4 separate regions of the Homo sapiens genome follow, and all the other regions are linked to region 3. A link is a contact called in ENCODE Hi-C or POLR2A ChIA-PET data. All regions are on one chromosome and are shown on one strand. Each heading gives the region's core, a stretch centred on a gene start or an enhancer-like site at or near the end of the contact. The rest is flanking DNA. Distances are from core to core; before and after follow the strand shown. Region 1 overlaps GRK3 (G protein-coupled receptor kinase 3). Region 2 overlaps GRK3 (G protein-coupled receptor kinase 3). Region 3 has its middle 55 kb from the start of MIR6817. Region 4 holds the start of KIAA1671.

Region 1 (2,700 bases), core at 85-2,584, 300 kb after region 3:
GCGCCCGCCACCACGCCCAGCTAATTTTTTGTATTTTTAGTAGAGACGGGGCATCACTGTGTTAGCCAGGATGGTCCCGATCTCCTGATCCCGTGATCTGCCCGCCTCGGCCTCCCAAAGTGCTGGGATTACAGGCGTGAGCCCCCGCGCCCGGCCGCTCTGTTTTCTGTTTTAATCCTCCTTGCTGTGACCAGCGTGCCCCCTTGCTTCTGCTGAAACACCTTTCTGCACACTTCATTTTGTCTTTATCCCCTACAAGAATACTGCAAGGCACTTGGAGAAGGAGTCTGGATGGGAGAAAGATGTCAAGGCTTCAGAAGGTGTTTTGCATCCCTGGACTCACAGTGATTGACTGAGCCGCTCATATGTGCTATCTTTGAGTGCTGGTCACTACTTCTATTTCAGATGACTTTGTCAGATACTTAAGAGCGTCTGTGTAGGAAGATGCATCCATGTTGCAAATCTGTGGAGCTGCCATCATGATCTTCACCTAGATTTAAGATGTCTGTTAAGGAAATCAATTGATGTGACAGTGGCCTCGATCTTAAGCTTGTCACCGTTGATTGTCTCCCCGTGGAGTTGTCAGACATGAGGGAGAGCCTGGGCAGTGGCCTAGGGAGAACTGAGTGCTGCTGGCGCTATTGAGTTTGTTCCAGGAGGGGAAAAAGGAAAGTTTATAAATATTTTGGCAACTACTGGCTTAGGTTTGAAATGCACATTTAATATAACATGCCATCTTTTGGGTATTTTATTTTATTTTATTTGAGACGGCGTCTCGCTCTATTGCCCAGGCTGGAGTGCAGTAGTGTGATCTTGGCTCACTGCAAGCTCTGCCTCACAGGTTCACACCATTCTCCTGCCTCAGCCTCCCGAGTAGCTGGGACTACAGGCTCCCGCCACCACTCCCGGCTAATTTTTGTATTTTTAGTAGAGACGGGTTTCACCTTGTTAGCCGGGATGGTCTTGATCTCCTGACCTTGTGATCCACCTGCCTCGGCCTCCCAAAGTGTGGGATTACAGGCGTGACCCACCGCGCCCGGCCTCTTTTGGGTATTTTGAAATTAACTTTTGATGTGAGAGTTTTTAATCACATAATTTTTTGAACCCATTGTTTGCCCATGAAAATGATGTAGAGCTAACTTGGGCAGGATGTGTGTTTTCCCATCATTTATAATGTCCTGAACAATTTTCCAACTCATTTAGGGGAAACGTGCAGCTGTTCCATTCTATCTGTAGTTCAGAAAGCTGCACTTGACCACAGGACATGTGAATTCTTTTCCCACAACGCTCCCTGATGCAGCCAGCATGTTGCATGGGAAGAGCTTGGCCGTGCCTTGTAAGCTGTTGACAGGCCTGTTACTGTCTCCTATTTAAAGCGGCTGCATCAGGGAGCAGCTGCGATCACACAGGATCTGTGCACACCACGTGCCTCACTCAGAATGGAGATTATTACTATCATAGGTTTTCTTTAACGTTTTTCAAAATAGAAACCAAGTCTTTGGCTTTGTTCACAAAGAATAATCAAGAATATATTGGAAACAGATGTGCATCAAGATTTCAACTTGAAAGACCAAACTGTCTGAACATGGCAGCATAGACTTGAATAGCTGAAGAGCATTTTCTGATAATTTCTCATTGAGCCGGACATGGAATCGCTATATTTATAAATGGAATTTGTAGCAATGGGGCCCATGTGCTGGAAATGGTTTTGGCACCACTAACTTTAACTCCAAGTCCCCTCGCAAGCCTCCCTGTGGTCTCATGAAAGACTTTTTAAATTTAGCACAGAGCGCTTGTGTCAGAACACAGCAGGCTGCAAGTACATCGGGACCAGATGCAGGAGTGGGGTCCTCTGGCTTTGCACGCAGGAGCCAGGTCCGAGGGATTTGTCAAAACACCAGGAGATCTTCACTTAATCCCTTTTTATACATTAAGGAACATCGTCGGGTGGAAACAGCTAAGTGTCAAGCAGGGAGACTAAGGTTTTCATAAGATTTGATAAACTTTCATTCCTTTTCTCTGCAACCTCAAACATGTTAATATTTCTGTGCATTTTGTATAAAAGAATGATACAAGTATGTTTTTAAAAATTATAAATAACAGATATTGTTTGCTTTTATATCTGCTTTTTAAATGTGGTAATTGTACATTTTTTCCTTGGAAATAAGGCAAAAAGAATATTTCCAATCAAAATCTGTTTTAAAAGTTAACAAATGCTTGCTGGGTGCTAATTTACCTTGTTTTGATCTTTTTTTTTTTTCCCAAATTAATGCTTTTAAGAGATGGCAATTAGTTTGTGTTTCACTGCATGATATGGAAGGAAATAAAGGACTAGAGTGCCCTCTCTTGTACAAAAAGAAAATTAAAGTGTTTCAGACAATAAATGGCCTGAAATGTAATAATCTCAAAAGATAGTTCAATGTATAACCTAATTAATTCAGTAGGATGACCAGCTCAGTAGCAGTAAGTAGCAGTGCAAGATAAGTGGCATTTTAATTCTTTTTTAGAATCTCTGATTTATGTGTTCAACATTCTAATCCATTTTATGGAGTTAATATTAAAATATTTTGCATAATATCCTGCCTGCCTCAGATTATGTCATATATGCCTTATAAATAAATTTATAAGATGACTACTTTGTAGGCACATCTTGTTATAAGAAAAGTCAATCATATGTGTCCCTTTAATTTTCAAAATGAA
Region 2 (2,700 bases), core at 1-2,500, 260 kb after region 3:
ATGCAGACACTGTCCCTGTACTTGAGGCTGTCATAGTATGAGGGCTTCATATCTGAACTTCAGTTACCTCATCTATAAAGTGAGGCTAGTGATCGTCTTCTGCTTACTTCACAGGCTAACTGTGAGTTTCAAATAGGACACCAGATGAACAATTGCTTTCTAAACCATAGTGTCTATAATATGCTGTTCCGTTACGTGCAGCATAGTGGTTGAAAGTTCTAGTGCTGAACTCTGACTGCCTGGATTTCAACTCTACTGCTTACTAGTTGTGTAAACTTGGGAAAGCTTTTCTCTACCTGGGTTTCCTTAGCTAAGAACTGGAATGATTATAGTACCTGTCTTGTAGGGTGGTTGTGTGTATACACAACACACATAGAACAGTGATGCCCCACAGCTACTGCTCTGTGTGTTGATTTATATACTTCTTATTCCAGTTAGATTTTGAGGCAGCTTATAGAAATATGTACATTATGCCTAGATTTAAAAATAAATAATGGGAAAGAGAAAATAAATATTATTCCAAGGTAAAGTTACTATATAGATTTTTTCACTGATTCAACCAATATTTATTTATTATTTTTTAAATTTTGAGACAGGGTCTCACTCTGTCACCCAGGCTGGGGTGCAGTGGTGCAATCATGGCTCCCTCTAGTCTTGAACTCCTGGGCTCAAGTGATCCTCCTGCCTCAGCCTCCTGAGTAGCTTAGATAACAGGGTGTACCACCACACCCAGATACTTTTTTTTTAATTTTAAAAATTTTTGTAGAGATGAGGTCTCACTGTGTTGCCCAGGCTGGTCTTGAATTTCTGGCCTTAAGTGATCCTCCCCCCATAGCCTCCCAAAGTGCTGGGATTATAGGCATGAGCTACTACTACTCCTGGCATAACCAATATTTATTAAACACCAACATTATGCCAGACACTGTTCAGATGAACAGATACAAAGAACTTATCTCTTTGAGCTTGTATTCTGGTTGAGAGAAACAGACAAGAAACAAATAATAAACAGGAAATGTACCTGGAAGTAAAAACTGCTATGTAATGACTCAAAACCTACTCAAAACTCAGCATGTTGTATTGTGACTTGGTGACCACTTTAGATTGATGGGTCAAAGACTGTCTGAGGAGATGACATCTAAACCCAGGTTTGAATGTTAAAGAGGCTGGTCTTTTGAAGATGGAAGCTTGGTGAGGGGGAGAGCATTTTAGGCTAAAGTTGTGGCCAAGACAGAGCCCCTAACATGGTAGGAAAGAACTGGGCATGTTTGGGGAACTGAAACAGGACTAGTGTGGTCTGGTTGTACTGCATGAAGAGAGGGGCAGGTAGTGTGAGATAAGATCAGGTTGAAGAGAGAGGCAGAGTGTTTGGGGCCAGAGTAACACATTTACATTTTATTCTAATGCCCGTGGAAAAATTAAAACAGAGGAGTATTAGGTGTCATGTTTTATAAGTATCAGTTAGGTCAAGGTAGTTGATATGATACCTTCTACATCTCTTTTGATTTTATATCTAGTTGTTCTATCAATTGCTGAGAAAAGGGTGTTAAAATTTTCAACTATGATTGTAGAATGTCTGTTTCTTCTTTTATTTTGTCCATTTTCTCCATAATTTTTGAAGCTCTGCTATTGAGTACAGAAACATTTTTGATTGTTGTGTCTTTCCATATGAAATGTGTCTATCTCTGGTAATATTCTTTGTCTTGAAATTGACTTCACTGGATATTAATACAGATGTAGACACTTCAGTCTTATGCTTACTATTTTCATGAGGTATCTTTTCCCATCGTTCTACTATCAATTTGTTTTTATATATAAAGTGTGTTTCTTTTAGACAGATATAAAAGTGTCTTGATTATTTTTTTCCCTCATTCTGACAGCCTCTGCTTTTTAGTGAAGTAATTTTAGATATTGTATTTATCCTTTGTGGAGTTTGCTGAGTTTCTTGAATCTGTAAATTTATATATATATTTTTTACCAAATCTGGGAAAATTAGGGGCCATTACTTCTTAAAGGATTATTTTTCTACCTCAATCTTTCTTTCCTCTCCTTTTAAGACTGATTATATATATATTTGATATTTGGATATTATCTGTCCTATATATCCTGGATGCCCTGTCTGAGTTTTCCCCCAATATTTTTTCTTTCTTTTCTTTAGATTGGATACTTCCTGTGGATTTGTCTTCAAATTTATTGGCATTTTCTTTTGGCATCTCTAATCTGCCATTCCATTGAATGTTTTTTTCAGATACTCTATTTTTTACTTCTGACATTTTTATCTGGTTCTTTTCATAGTTATTTTCTGCTGCTATTTCCTATCTTTTTATTCGTTACATGAATATTTTCTGTTAACATCCTTTCTGTTATGTCCAGTTATAATAGCTGCTTTAAAATCCTTGTCTGATAATTCTAACATTTGGGCTATCTTGGATTGGTTTTCATTGATGGTTTGTCCTCTTGCATATGGGTCACATTTTCTGTTTCTTCATCTGTAGAATAATTTTAGCTTGTATCTTGAACATGTGATTGATACATTGTGGATACTCTAAACTCTGTTATGCTCCTCCAAGGTGTATGGATTTTTTCATCTGTTCGTTGAAGAATACAGTTAACTTGGCTTACTCAAACTCTGAGCCCTGTCCTCTCTGCAGTGGTGGAAGATGAATCTTGTTCAGTTCTTTAAGGCTCAGCTAGGCTGCTTAG
Region 3 (2,773 bases), core at 78-2,577:
AGGCAGAGGAACGGTGTGAACTCAGGAGGTGGAGCTTGCAGTGAGCTGAGATCGCACCACTGCACTCTAGCCTGGGCAACAGAGCCAGACTCCGTCTCAAAAAAAAAAAAAGAAAATACCCAGAAAGCACAATCTCCCCACCCGCAAGACAACCTCCCAGGGGGTCCACGGCAGGAGATCCCAAGCACGAGGGACAGAGAACAGTGACCCTGTGAAGGATCCTCCAGCCCATCAGGCTCAATCAGAATATGAGGCTCCTGCCACTGTGAGAGCAAGAGGCACAGTTGCGCAGCAGCCACAGGCTCTGGCACACCATGAGCCAGGCCAGCAAAGCGTCAACTGCCCCCTACAAGGCGACAGGCAAACCATGACAAACTGGAAACCAGAGACTGGACCTGGAGCACAGGGACCACTACAAGGGCCTTGGAAATGGGCAGGGACCATGGATGGCCACCCGCATGTGTAAGAGCGGCCCGTCTGCACATGTCTCTGCATGGCTTAGGGGCACAAGTCCCCCCCAACTCCCAACCCAGGAAGGCAGCCCCCATTTAACCAGGTGGGGCAAGAAGGGATAGGGCCAGCATCCGGCTCTGCTTTTTTTTTTTTTTTTTTTGGAGACGGAGTCTCACTCTGTCCCCGAGTCTGGAGTGCAGTGGCCCAATCTCGGCTCACTGCAAGCTCCGCCTCCCGGGTTCACACCATTCTCCTGCCTCAACCTCCCGAGTAGTTGGGACTACAGGTGCCTGCCTCCACGCCCGGCTAGTTTTTTGTATTTTTAGTAGAGATGGGGTTTCACCGTGTTAGCCAGGAAGGTCTCGATCTCCTGACCTTGTGATCTGCCTGCCTCGGCCTCCCAAAGTGCTGGGATTACAGGCGTGAACCACCGTGCCCGGCTGGGCTCTGCTCTTAACGCAGGGCTCTAGGCCCCCTCGGGGGCAACCAGCACAGAGCTCAGACCACAAATACCTTCACCCACCTCCTGGTCCCCATCTGGACAAGGGTGCTGGGGACTGGCTCTCAGTCACACCCTCAGGGTACTCTTCAAAGGACAGCTGGGGCCCCAGGGCATGAGCTTTTGGCCCCCAGCTCCCTTACCCCAGACAACAGCTCTTGGGACCCCACCAGCACCGGCAAGGTGGACACCATCGTCCCAATTTTGCAGATGAGGAAACTCAGGCTGAGGGCCGGCACACAGCTCTCCAGAGCTGAAGAGAATGCAGAGAGCAGCTGGAGCCAGCCAGTGGGTCCCTGGCGCCAGCTCGTAGCAAGCCACAGCCGCCTCCGCCCTTCATGCTTGGGTTGCGCTGCCCCAGGACAGCCTTCCAGGGTGGCCTGGCATGGAGCCCAGACCCTGCTGCTTCCTGAACAAATAAGTGAACGAGGCCACCAAGCCAAGGGGCTGGATGCAGCCCCAGCTCCTGCCAGGGCCTCCCCAACAGACTCCCTGTTTGGAGAGCGCATTGTCTCCAAGGCCTCAAACCACAAATGTCCGGCTGTCTCACAGCTTCTGTAACCTGAACTTGGCCCTCACCCTGCCCTCCCAGGGCTCCTCTCAGGGCCCAGGCCCCTCCTCTCAGAGGCCAACACTGACTACCCAGCTCATTCTCATCACCTGGCTCATTCCTGAACCTCACTCAGCAGGAGAGTCTCAGGCCAGATCCTCCCACCAGCCACCTCCACCAGGACGCATGAGCCCTGTTCATGCTGGCTGGGAGACACAACCAACCAATATCAATCCAATCAGTGGATGAACTGACAAATATAATGTGGTCCCTCCACACAATGGAATATTATTCAGCCACAAAAAGGGTTGAAATAGGACGGGCATGGTGGCTCACGCCTGTAATCCCAGCACTTTGGGAGGCCGAGGCTGCCAGCTCACTTGACGTCAGGAGTTCAAGACCAGCCTTGCCAACATGGTGAAACCCCGTCTCTACTAAAAATACAAAAATTTGCTGGGTGTGGTGGCGAGCACCCATTAGTAATCCAAGCTATTTGGGAGGCAGAGGCAGGAGAATCACTTAAATCCAGGAGGCAGAAGTTGCAGTGAGCCGAGATTGTGCCACTGCACTCCAGCCTGGGCAACAGAGCAAGACTCCATCTCAAAAAAAAAAAAAAAAAAAAGGCTGAAACACCCATACCTGGGACTACTTGGATGACCCCTGAAAACATTACAGTAACCAAGGAAGTCAGCCACAAAAAACAACGATGTATTGTATGATTCCCTTCATACAAAATGCACAGAACAGGCAGAGCCATAGAGGCAGAAAGCAGACTGGTGCTCATCAGGGGGTCGGGGGAGAGGGAACGAGAAGTCACTGTGCAATGGGTATGGGTTTTACTTTGGGGTGATGGAAATCTCTTCTAACTTCATAGAAGTGATGGTTGTAAGCACTGTGGATGTACTAAATGCCTGCCTTGTATACTTTAATTTTATATCATGTAAGTTTCACCTCAATTAAAAAAAAAAGATCAACTTGACACTTTTCACCTAGGAAAGGTCTGGCTTCAGCTTTCATTTCCTATCAGTCCTGCCTAAAGCCTTCCAGTAGCTTCCACTGCCTTCTGGATCACAGTGAGACTCCACAGCATGATCTGGCCTCTAAGGACCTCTCACAGGACGCCCCGAGGGTGAAGGAGCACCCCTGGGCCCATCTCTGCATAGCTGCACAGCTTGTTTCCCTTCCTCCCCTCTACACGGGAAGCCCTGCCTACAGCGGAGGGGCCTTATTTGCCATTCTATCACATTCAACCCCAGCACTTCACACAGTAG
Region 4 (2,700 bases), core at 36-2,535, 450 kb before region 3:
TTAAGAGCAAAATGAGGCAAGAAGTCTCCCCACCAATCCTCCTGAAGCCACACAATGTGATGTCTTTTTCTTTTTTTTTTTTTTGAGATGGAGTCTTGCTCTGTCGTCCAGGCTGGAGTGCAGTGGCGCGCTCTTGGCTCACTGCAATCTCCACCTCCCGGGTTCAAGCCATTCTCCTGCCTTAGCCTCCCGAGTAGCTGGGATCACAGGCATCCGCCACCACGCCCAGCTAATTTTTGTAATTTTTAGTAGTGACGAGGTTTCACCACGTTGGCCAGGCTGGTCTCAAACTCATGACCTCAGGTGATCCACCCGCCTCGGCCTCCCAAAATGCTGGGATTACAAGCCACCGTGCGCAGCCTGTGATGTCCTTTTCTTTCTCTTTTTTTATTGAGGTCTATCTTGCTTATAATAAAGGCACATTGATTTTAGGTCCTCCAGTTATTCATGCTCTGTACATTTCCCATAGGAGCACATGTCACAGATTCAATTTGATATACTCGTGAAATTATTTGTTTGAATATCTGTAAGCTGCACAACAGCCTGGATTTTGCCAGCTGCCCACCACTGGGTTCTCCAGCACCCAGCATGCAATAGGTGCTTAATAAAGATCTGCTGAATGAAATGAGTAACGGATAACAGAACAGGTATTTTCTCTTTCAGAGGCGACTTCCTACGATTCTCTCAACTTGTCCACAAGTTCCTGTACCCATTACCCCACAACTCACACCCACAACATAATGGCAGGAGGATGCGCACACAGTAGGCGCTCCAGCGAACTCTCAGGTGCAGTGCCCTTGCTTGGCGCGAGGAGGCGCCAGCACCGCGCACAGACCTTGCCCGCCCCCGGGCCGGCACCAGCAGCCCAGGCAAGTCAGTGGGCCCACATTTATGGAGCGCCTCCTGAAATCCTGGGTTGCATTAGGCTCTCGGGGTCGCCGGCTGGGCAGCGGGTCGGTGCCGGTGGCGGGGGATCCTGGCTGGTGACTGGGGAACATCCAGGGAACGCGGGAGGGTACCCGGAGCAAAGTTCCCAATTGGACAGAGCGGGGTCGGGCCTCGAGGGGCGGGAGCGCTTCCGGCAGGGGTGTCCAAGCGAGTCGTGACCTCTGACCCGCCGGAGAGGTCCCAGGCCCAGGCGCCACTGCGGACTCGGGTCCTGCCTGCTCTGCTCCCCTCCGCGCAGGCGCGGCCGGCGGCAGTTCCCATGGTGACGGGGGCGCGTCCCCGCTCGAGGCCCCGCCCCCAGCAGGCTAGGCTGCGCGGGGCTGCGGGCTCCCAGGGCAGGTGCCGCGGGCTGCGGGCAGGTGGCGGCGCGGCGCGGGCTGGCGGTGGCTCCACGGTAGGTTGCGCAGCGGCTGCGGGCAGTGGGGGCCGGCTGGCCGCCTCCTGTCCCCGGCCGACGAGGTAGCTGGGGGTGACGGCGGCTGGCGAGGGCCGCCAAGTTTCTGCCCGGCCGAGGCCCCGGGAGAAAAGTTGGCAAAGTTGGCCGGGGAAGAGGCGGGGAGCCGGAGGATTTCCCCAGACTCCGGGTCTGCAGGGAGGGAGGATCCCGGTTTGGGAGCCGGGGAATCCGTCTCCCGAGACTTGAGAGTGGATCCCGCGGGAAGATCCCGCACAGGGCAACCAATGGATCACGTGCCACCTGGTTGGCGACTTGGGAGTCGATCCCTGGAGGGGATCGGGCGCTGGAGGCCTGGGGTCCCACTGGATCCCCAGTCAGGGGTGACGGCGAAGGGTGATTCGAGACTGGGAGCGAGAGGATCAATCTCCTCCCATGCCAGCCTGAGCCTTGGGAATGGATTCAGAGAGATCCCGTGGCTAGGAGCTGAGGGATCGCTGGAGATCTGGGTTACTCAGCCTGGAGCTGCTAGGGTCTGGACATTTGTGCGGGTTGGAGGCCCCGGAGGTGGAAGTGGGAAGCAAGGGCGGCGAGCGAGACGGAACCCTGGTCGAGGGGAGCCCGGAGGACAGCGCGGTGGTTCGGGGGGCGTGAGAGGGGCGGCGCGCGGGGCCCCTCGGACGCGGAGGCTCCGGACACGTCCTCTCGGCCTGGCCTGCGCCCCCCCTCCGCTCGTCTTCCCAGGGCGGAGGCGCCCTGATGGGATTAAGCCTCAGTCCCCCTGTTACCAGGCAGGCCCGCGTGGTCCCCGCCCCGATGGCGGCGCGGCCCACCCGGGCTCACGGGTGGGGCCCTCGGGATGGGAAGCGGCTCGTTGACCCCCACCCGAGCCTGACCTTTTCACACCCTGCTGGCACAAACTCGCCTGGGAGTGGGGACGCCGCGCCTTAAAACCCTGCTGTTTGTCCAGTCCCGGAGCAGGCGTGTGACCTCCACCGCGCGACGCCTAGGTGGCTAGGGCTTCCTGCCTGCCGGGACTGAACTTTCTCTAGCCAGGAGCAGCCATTATCTTTTGGAAGGGAAAGGACTGTACCTGTTGCACAAAGAAAAACACTTTCTTTGCACCTTTTTTGTGACCTTGGGCAAAACACTTAACCTATCTGAATCCAGATGGGGACCCTCTGGGCAAAATGGGCTTGGCCTAGGATGGATCGGAATGAAGGGTATGAAACAGGTAGGGGCTCTATAAGTATCAGTGCCTCCCTCAGTCTATGGCCTCTCCTTTCCCGTGCCCCATCCCCTGTGCTTGCCTTACAGTATCTAAAGATTCCAGAAACCCTACTTGCTATCTTTTGAAA

Evidence for each region. Hi-C counts contacts between places; a loop is a spot of excess contacts on that map. ChIA-PET counts read pairs that join two places held with the same protein, here RNA polymerase II (POLR2A). Pooled maps may share reads with other maps.
Region 1: a loop to region 3 is called in a pooled map, with 4 times the contacts of the local background. The contact joins two enhancer-like sites. A Hi-C loop is called at or near these places in 1 of 168 maps with a recorded cell type or tissue (left cardiac atrium), 1 of 37 single-sample maps with no recorded cell type and 8 of 50 pooled maps. POLR2A ChIA-PET finds 5 or more read pairs at or near these places in 1 of 52 experiments (A673).
Region 2: a pooled map shows a loop between it and region 3 (5-fold over the local background). The contact joins two enhancer-like sites. A Hi-C loop is called at or near these places in 3 of 37 single-sample maps with no recorded cell type and 5 of 50 pooled maps.
Region 4: a pooled map shows a loop between it and region 3 (3-fold over the local background). The contact joins the promoter of KIAA1671 here to the enhancer-like site in region 3. A Hi-C loop is called at or near these places in 6 of 50 pooled maps.

Annotation. Positions count from the first base shown.
Region 1 is chr22:25,699,842-25,702,541 of GRCh38, forward strand. The region is part of intron 13 of GRK3 (G protein-coupled receptor kinase 3); the gene reads left to right. Among named protein-coding and RNA genes, the nearest start is that of MYO18B, 41 kb to the right of the region's middle. Within about 2 kb of position 1,335, at least 5 of the 41 ENCODE cell types and tissues checked have a DNase peak (open chromatin) inside an H3K27ac peak, as active enhancers do.
Region 2 is chr22:25,655,746-25,658,445 of GRCh38, forward strand. The region is part of intron 3 of GRK3 (G protein-coupled receptor kinase 3); the gene reads left to right. Among named protein-coding and RNA genes, the nearest start is that of MYO18B, 85 kb to the right of the region's middle. Within about 2 kb of position 1,251, at least 3 of the 41 ENCODE cell types and tissues checked have a DNase peak (open chromatin) inside an H3K27ac peak, as active enhancers do.
Region 3 is chr22:25,399,669-25,402,441 of GRCh38, forward strand. It overlaps the pseudogene LRP5L. Among named protein-coding and RNA genes, the nearest start is that of MIR6817, 55 kb to the right of the region's middle. RefSeq lists enhancers at 979-1,038, 1,199-1,298, 1,409-1,588. Within about 2 kb of position 1,328, at least 23 of the 41 ENCODE cell types and tissues checked have a DNase peak (open chromatin) inside an H3K27ac peak, as active enhancers do.
Region 4 is chr22:24,951,431-24,954,130 of GRCh38, forward strand. KIAA1671 reads left to right here and starts at 1,286. Exons shown (of 13, transcript NM_001145206.2): 1 at 1,286-1,342. RefSeq lists a silencer at 1,103-1,352.